2 separate regions of the Homo sapiens genome follow, and region 1 is linked to region 2. Evidence: read pairs that join two places in POLR2A ChIA-PET (ENCODE). Cell type or tissue: endothelial cell of umbilical vein. All regions are shown on one strand. Each heading gives the region's core, and the rest is flanking DNA. Links, peaks and the distances in the headings are about the cores only.

What was found. Peaks named below come from ENCODE experiments on the same cell type or tissue, not always from the same donor. Only the 100,000 strongest peaks of a DNase experiment are listed, where the experiment ranks them.
Region 1: POLR2A ChIA-PET joins it to region 2 with 5 read pairs; 3 of 35 experiments call an interaction of 5 or more read pairs at or near these places.

What each region holds. Positions count from the first base shown.
Region 1 is chr2:55,631,059-55,635,460 of GRCh38, forward strand. PNPT1 (polyribonucleotide nucleotidyltransferase 1) reads right to left here. Exons shown (of 28, transcript NM_033109.5): 28 at 3,003-4,402. It overlaps PPP4R3B-DT (PPP4R3B divergent transcript), which reads left to right. Exons shown (of 3, transcript NR_186624.1): 3 at 922-1,843. Among named protein-coding and RNA genes, the nearest start is that of PPP4R3B-DT, 15 kb to the left of the region's middle. In endothelial cell of umbilical vein, for the core only: no CTCF peak of the experiment used is centred there; no DNase peak of the experiment used is centred there.
Region 2 is chr2:55,878,613-55,883,014 of GRCh38, forward strand. It overlaps EFEMP1 (EGF containing fibulin extracellular matrix protein 1), which reads right to left. Exons shown (of 12, transcript NM_001039348.3): 6 at 3,000-3,122. Among named protein-coding and RNA genes, the nearest start is that of EFEMP1, 43 kb to the right of the region's middle. In endothelial cell of umbilical vein, for the core only: no CTCF peak of the experiment used is centred there; no DNase peak of the experiment used is centred there; H3K27ac peaks cover 237 bases.

The DNA.
Region 1 (4,402 bases), core at 131-4,130, 250 kb before region 2:
GCCTGGGCGACACAGTGAGACTCCGTCTCAAAAAAAGAAAAAAAAAAAAATATCATATTGTATTGGCCATCCCTTGTTTCATATTCGTTAATAAACTTTGCTACTTTGCTTTCTAATTTCGGTGAAGAACAAGCACAAGATTAAGGAGTAAGACTATGTGAAACTGGGTTATAAATTGAAAGGCTGTTGGCTGTTGTATCTTGTAAACAATTCAACGCAATGCCAAGTGAAAATGAAGTTGTTAGTCCCTCTATCTAGAATTCTTTCCCAAATAGCTGCATATCTTTTTCCTCTGCTTCATTTAAGTCTGTGCTGAAATGTTATCTACTCAGAGAAGACATTCTGGATCATTTCATATTAAATAGTAACTTTTATCACTCTATCTCTTTATCTAGTTGTTTTTCTTTAAGGTACCTACCACTACCTGACATGTTGTACAGTTAAGTTCTTACTTAATGTCTTCGATAGGTTCTTGCAAACTGTAACTCTAAGATAAACTACATAAAATGAAACCAAATTTACCACAGGCTAATTGATATAAACAAGAGTTAAGATCCTATGGCACATTTCTGGTAAAAAAAAAAAATTACCAAACTTGCAAATAAAGACCAAAACATTTCTGATGTTAAACACTGAAGTAAATGTGAGCTAGACAACATTCAAGAAAGATGAATAAAACAAGATGATTTATCAAATTACAACAGTTCAGGGTTTTGGGTGGTTGGAGCCCATCCTGGCAGTTCAGGGTGCCAGGTGGGAAGTGATACTAGACAGGACAGCCATCACATTGCAGGGTGCACTCACACACACATCCACACTCACTCAGACTGGGCAACAAGAGCAAAACTCTGCCTCAAAACAAACAACAAACAAAATAAAATAAATTATCCAGACTCAGGTATTTCTTCTTTCTTTTTTGAGATGGAGTCTCCCTGTGTCACCCAGGCTGGAGTGCAGTGGCATGATCTCGGCTCACTGCAACCTCTGCCTCCCAGGTTCAAGCGATTCTCCTGCCTCAGCCTCCTGAGTAGCTGGGATTACAGGCGTGCACCACTATGGCCGGCTAACGTTTGTATTTTTTTTTCAGTAGAGACGGGGTTTCACCATGTTGGCCAGGCTGGTCTCGAACTCCTGACCTCAGGTGATCCACCTGCCTCAGCCTCCCAAAGTGTTGGGATTACAAGCATGAGCCACCGCATCCAACCTCAGGTATTTCTTTATAGCAATGCAAGAATGGACTAATATACTCCTGCAGACGTGGGAAAAAGTGCAGACTCCACACAGACGGTAAGCCTGGCCAGGAATCAATGTTTTGTTTCCTTCTCAACAACATTTTAATGCAAATGATGTTGAAAAAAAAGTTATTCAAGGACCTGCTGTATCGTAATTTGCTATCAATTTCCAAACTCTAGAATATGAGCATTGGAACTTTAGCTGTTTTGTCTGTTTTTGTTATTTTGAGATGGAGTCTTGCTCTGTTGCCCAGGCTGGAGTACAGTGGCACGATCTCGGCTCACTGTAACCTCTGCCTCCCGGGTTCAAGTGATTCTCCTGCCTCAGCCTCCCGAGTAGCTAGAACTACAGGCATGTGCCACCACGCTTGGCTAATTTTTGTATTTCTAGTAGAGACGGGGTTTCTCCATGTTGGCCAGGCTGTTCTCAAACTCCTGGCCTCAGGTGATCCACCCGCCTCAGCCTCCCTAAGTGCTGGGATTACAAGTGTGAGCCACCGTGCCCGGCCTAACTTAGGTCTTTTATTTACTGACACATCCCCTGCATACCTTATAATGCCTGGCACATGTTAAATGATGAATAAAAGAATGCTATGCTTGGCTGAACTGAACTAAGAAAGATATTCATGTTTTCATTTTAGATCCAAGAATGTAAGATATTCTGTAATAGAAGAAAAAATGATTATATAAAAACTGTACTGTGATAGAACAGTAACTTATGGAGTATGTGTGTTCCTGTATCAAAACAAAAGTCATGGGAAAAAAAGTCTTACTTTTAAGTACTTGTATTGAGCTAACCACCAAAGATGGCATTCAGTTTGATCTGAGTCACTATAAATTAGTGTTTCCAGCATATAATATAGCCGTCATAGAAAAACTTCATTGGGGCCAGGCGCAGCGGCTCATGCTTGTAATCCCAGCACTTTGGGAGGCCGAGGTGGGCAGATCACAAGGTCAGGAGATGAGACCATCCTGGCTAACATGGTGAATCCCCGTCTCTACTAAAAAATACAAAAAAAAAATTAGCCGGGCATATTGGCAGGTGCCTGTAGTCCCAGCTACTGGGGAGGCTGAGTCAGGAGAATGGTGTGAACCCGGGAGGCGGAGCTTGCAGTGAGCTGAGAATGCACCACTGCACCCCAGCCTGGGCGACAGAGCAAGATGCCATCTCAAAAAAATAAGAAAAAATAAAATAAAAATACAAAAATTAGCCGGGTGTAGGGCACCTGTAATCCCAGCTACTAGGGAGGCTGAGGAAGGAGAGTTGCTTGAACCTGGGAAGTGGAGGTTGCAGTGAGCCAACATTGCGCCGCCGCACTCCAGCCTGGCAACAGAGTGAGATTCTGTCTCAAAAAAAAAAAAAAAAAAAAGAAAAGAAAGAAAGAAAGAAAGAAAAAGAAAAACTTCATTGGAAAGTAGGGAAAACTACCAACATTTAAATGAAGACAAAAATAAGAAAAGTTCAGACATAAAGTGTAGGCTCTTGGTTTAAGCAGAAATGGTGTTCTTTTGGTGGTTTGCAGTTAGTAAGCTGTATTTGTACTTTGTGTCAGTTCAGGTTTCTGGAGTTTGTTTAAGAACTGGCTTCATTTTCCATATTATTAGGAGTTGGGAGTTCCTTTGAAAAAGAAAACAGAAAATTTAAGAAAAACACAAATTGCAATTTTGAAATTCTACCATTAAGGATGATATCTTAAAATAAGAATTATGTCTTAGAAAGCAGAAGTGAGAATAAAAACTTTTGTTACTGTTATTAAATAATAGTCGATATCAAGTGTAGAAAGCAAATAAATTTAATCTTTCATTTTCAATTAATCTTTAATATTTCAGAAGTATATCAACATTGCCTAACATGCTATTTTACACACAATAGATATATAATCAATGTTTATTGACTTAAAAATCTTTGGTTTAGCCAGATAAATTTGTAATATTTTATGAACTAGTTAACCCTGAGTCATGAATTTACCTTTTTTTTTTTTTTTTCTGGAGACGGAGTCTTGCTCTGTCGCCCAGGCTGGAGTGCAATGGCGCAATCTCGGCTCACTGCAACCTCCATTTCCCAGGCTCAAGTGATTCTCCTGCCTCAGCCTCCCGAGTAGCTAGGATTACAGGTGCCTGCCACCATGCCCAGCTAATTTTTGTATTTTTAGTAGAGATGGGGTTTTACCGTGTTGGCCAGGCTGGTCTTGAATTCCTGACCTCATGTAATCCACCCGCCTCGGCCTCCCAAAGTGCTGGAATTACAGGCATGAGCTTCTGTGCCCACCATTTTTTTTTTTGAGATGGAGTTTTACTCTTTTTGCCCAGGCTGGAGTGCAGTGGTGCGATCTCAGCTCACTGCCACCTCTGCCTCCCAGGTTCAAGAGATTCTCCTGCCTCAGCCTCCTGAGTAGCTGGGATTACAGGCGCCCGCCACCACACCCAGCTAATTTTTGTATTTTTAGTAGAGATGGGGTTTCACCATGTTGGCCAGGCTGGTCTCGAACTCCTGACCTCAGGTGATCTACCCGCCTTGACCTCCCAAAGTGTTGGGATTACAGGTGTGAGCCACCATGCCTGGCCAGATATACCTACATTTTTATAAGATTTAAAATTTTTTTTAGAGATAAGAGTCCTGCTATGTTGCCCAGGCTGGAGTACAGTAGCTATTCACAGGTATGATTGTTGCACACTACAGTGTCGAACTTCTGGGCTCTAGTGACCTTCCCACTTCAGCCTTCCAAGTAGCTGGGACTACAGGCACGTACCACTGAGTCCAGTGTATTTTTATAAGATTTTAAAAAAGATTACACATTCTAAATTATGACGTCCACATACCATTTACTTTTCTGTGGAATTATAAGGTGATATTTTAAATGATGGGAATGAACAACTTGACATGTGTATCAGTAACCTCTAAACATCTATTTCAAACATCTATTAACCGAAAGTCATGATCCTTCAGCTCTTATACTAAGAACTTCCATACATTAGAGCAATACACATATTCAAATTGACCTAGTTCAATTTGATAAGTAAACAATTTTTTTTTTTTTTTTGAGACGGAGTTTTGCTCTTGTTGCCTGAGCTGGAGTGCAATGGCGCAATCTCGGCTCACTACAACCTCCACCTCCTGGGTTGAAGTGATTCTTCTGCCTCAGCCTCCTGAGTAGCTAGGATTACAGGCA
Region 2 (4,402 bases), core at 119-4,118:
TTATGCATATACAATGTAATGCTATATAGTGACACTGCCTTGTGGTAAAACAAAACAAAACAAAACAAACCTTTATGCTGGGCTCTTTTGGTACTTTAATAACTAAAATTAAGTAGTGTGCTCAAGTGGCCTCAGGATAACCTGAGTCTGAATCTTTGTTCTGGCAATTACTAGCTTGGTCTTAACTTCTCGAGCTTGCATTTCCTCTTCTGTGAGTAGAATTATTGGGAGGGTTACAAGACATAATGTAGGCAAAGTTACTGGCACAAAGCAAGTAAACATAAATGGGAGCTAATAAGCTGCAAGATATATTTGATTTAACTTGAATACTGAAATAAATAGTAAGAAGATATTCACATGGCTTTTCCCCTTACTTTGGTTCAGGTGTCCATTCAAATGTCACCTCCTCAGGGTGGCCACCTTTCCCACCAATATCAAATAGGTTCTTCTGCCCTATCTATTCCCTTACCTTGCTTTAGACTTCTTTGTAGTCCTTAACAGTACTCGACATTGTGTTATGTGTTTATTTGCTTCTTGTGTGTTCCCTCACTATAGTGCATGACATTCTCCCCTTGAGGTGGAGGTAGAGGGTTTTTTGTCTGTTCATTGTTAGATCTGGAATAGGGCCTGGCATAGTAGTAGGTGTTCAATAAACATTATTCGAATAAATCGAAACTTCACACTAATTAAGAGCAATTTTAGCATAGTGCTTCCTAGTCCTCAGTACTATCATCAGGTGCTAGTATTGATAGCTAATTTGTATGAATGGTATTATACTTTCTAATAGCTCCACGAGGGCTATGAATTTGTAAAATTTGTTTACTATTATCCCAGTTCCTAGAACAATGCTTGTTACACAGTAAGCCCTCAATAACTATTTGGTGAATATGTGACGCATGTCTTCTTAACTAATAAACATTCATTGAACCATTCTTATTTGCTGGTACTGTGTTTGGCACCCCAAGTTTATAATGATAATCAGTATACATGTGTTCTGCCTTGTCTGGTATGAAAGACAGGCATGAAACAAATTATTCCATGGAATGAGAAGATCAACAATAGAAAGGAGTGTATGGGACACAGGGAGCACCATGCTACTTGAAGTGTGGCCTGCTGACTGCTGCTGGTTCATGGGCTATTTGGACCAGTCTGCAATGAATAAATACAGAAACTGAGAGTACATGTTTAGAAATAGCAATTTGACATTAGTGCAACATTATTTTTATTGTGCTTTACAGAAGTATTGGTCTGCCGTAGATTGGAAATTTACAAAAAAGTATCCTTCATCATAATTTGAGAAGTACTGGCACAGGGGAGGAGCAACTAATTATATTTGGGTAAATCATAGCAGGCTTCCCAGAGGAAGTGATCCTAAGCTAGGATTTGACAGTGAAATAAGAATTTGCCAGGAGGGAATGTTTTTGTTGTGTAAAGAGCTTGTATAGAGGCACCAAAGTGTAAGTAACACTGTGTGACGTGTGTGGGGAACTGGTGGAATAAAGCTGGGGTGTAATATTTTGTGGTGGGGGAGAGGTGTTTATGCAACAGAACTGGACAATGATCAGATTGAGCAAGACCTTTCATGCTCTGTCGAGGAATGTAGACTTGATTCTCTCAGTGAGGGAAGCAGGAGGGGAAGACACATGATTAGATCTGAGTTTAGGAATATTTCCTCCTACCACATTAAAAGGGCTGTGACCGTATGTTCCATTATCTTTGATTCACCCCACACTAAGTTGGATTAGTTCTTTTTTCTGTACTTTTTATGCCCTCAAATATTTATTTTCCTGTCTAATACAATGGCCAAACTTTGTTATCTCTGGAGTTTTCTACACACTCTTCTTTTAAATCACAGCTTCATTTATAGCAAACCCTGGGCCTTCCTCAGAGGCTGGGCACTAACCCCAGCATCTAGGCACAGCCCTATGGCAGACAGAACTGGGCTGGGGCCCACATGGAACTCAGTGTTGACATGTGAACATCAACAGCTCACATTCTCAGGCGAAAACTGACGCTGGTTGTCTGTCCCCACATCCTCACCCTCTGTTCCTAAGAGGAAATAAGGCTTTTTCACTGATCTGTGGTAAGAAGGGGTATGTAAATAAATGGACAGTCAGAGTTTCATGCCTAGTGCTGGGCCTCATGATTGAGCCCAGAGTACTGTATTTTACTTCACTATCTGCCAGTTGGCTTCCTCATACTTTGATCTTCCATTCACTCAAAACACACGCATAGAGCCTCCATCACATGGTGGGCACACTTCAGGGACTGGGGAGACCACAGTGACACAAGATGACCTGGTCTTGCTGTCAGGGAGCTCACGCTCTTAGGCCCTCCAGCAGAGGCACGTGCTGAACTTGGCTTTGTACTCATGGTACCCTACAAAGGCTTGCAGTATAAAGAGCCTTTAATACCCATCTGTTGACTCAGAATACAACGATAGCAAACAGCTTTACTGCACAGGGACAGGCACTATTCTAAGCATTCCCTACATGAGCTCTGGAGGTAGGGCCTAGTATCATCTCCACAGTACAAGTGAACATAGTGAGACACAGGATTTAAGTAACTTGCTCAAGGTCTCAAAGCGAGCTGGGGTTGGTGCTTGGAATGCAACTCCACCATTTGCTCTATGTGCTGTGCTATGCTATGCTCTGCAGCAGTGAATGGTGAATGAAGCCCACAGTACCAGTGTGTTAGCGCGATGGCCCCCAAAACAGCAAATTTAAATTTTTTTGTGGTTGTTTTTATTGTCCCATTCATACCCCAAATTTCTGCTCTTGCTTCGTCTAACATTTAACCAACACTTTGTTATCCAGAATAGCTCAACCTTTAAGGTTGTTTCTTGTTATTGTGGAAAATGGATTGGTAGTCTATAAAAAAATAAGGAATTATTGGCTACCACTCTCCAAAGAAACATGAATGCTTTGATTGGAATGCTTGAGGTTGAAACAGTTAAGGTACTCAAGACAGGACCGTGCTCACTGCACTGTGGTACTTACCTACGCACTGCTCCCCTCGCTTCTGATATCCAGGAGGGCACTGACATGCAAAGGATCCCCGTAAATTGATGCACACTTGGTCTGCTCTACAGTTGTGCGTCCCTGCAGTGCACTCGTCTATGTCTGTCAGAGACATGCAACACAGAAAGAATTGTCAGTTGTGAAGATGTTGATATTTCCTCCATTTTGCCACTTCTTAAGCTAAATTTTTACTTTATTCTTAAAAGTTTATAATGTTCTTGCATTGGAAATGTTTAAAATTATAAATTATTTCAAGTGTTCAGAAAATAATTTTGCAAATACCAGTGAGTACTGCTCAGATTTAACAAATGCTAACATTTTGTCATGTTGGTCTTGGCTCATTTTGTTTTGTTAAGAAACATTTCAGATACAGCTAAAGCCTCACACCATCCTCATCCCTTGACCCATCAGCTACCACTGTCTCGGTAGGAATGAATCCTTCCCTGAGATGTTTTTGTACTTTTGTTAGACAGGGATGCATCCATTAGAACATATGGTATTGTTTTGTATGTTAAAAATTTTAATAGATTGTATGATACTTGCTTTTCCATCCAATATATTGTATTTGAGATAATTTCCATTGACAAATTTCTAAAAATCTAACCAATAACTGGGTGTAATCAACCTTTAATATTATACGTTCCCTGTAGCTGTTTGTTTTTGCAAACAGCAGGGCAACATGTATGTATAAATCTTTCATTGCAAATTTCAGAATGCAAAGGATTCAATTTGATCATATTCCTCTAGCCTGTGTAGTTTAAAAATCCATATTTTCTCAAAGCAGTGTACTTCTTGGAATAATTTACTAAATGTGCCTTAATGAGTATGCAGGTTACAGTTCTAGAAAAGTAAAAAATGCTCAGTGATAGCATAATGAACTAGTTATAAGAAATTTCTTTCAGATCAAAAGGTGATATAAATTTGTGTGTGTACATTCATATTTACAGTAATTTATAAGTAAAATCTAATTTTGCCTTATCTGTATCACTTTTATATTCATTCGGCTCTCCTATATCATGAAGTTAAGTAGTACACAAAAAAGGATCATATAATTTCATCATTCTTCAACAACCACTCTAAGCTTCATTAACAATATCATAAAACTTGTGATTCCTAGATGACAATTTTTGTATAAAAACCAAAATACTACCCTGGGTCTACCACAGTGATGATTTAAGACCCCTGAGGCAGATTTCAGAGGTCTTAGATCATCACTGTGGCAGACTCATGGTAGTATGTTGGAAGAAAAAGTAGGGAAAGAATCAATAATAAAAAATTCACCCAATTTCTGTCTTCCCTCTAAGAATCTCTGAGAGTAGACCCTGAGGTTGGTTTGCCTTTCACTTTTCTGTATTTTCAAGGAGGACTGCGCATTTACACTA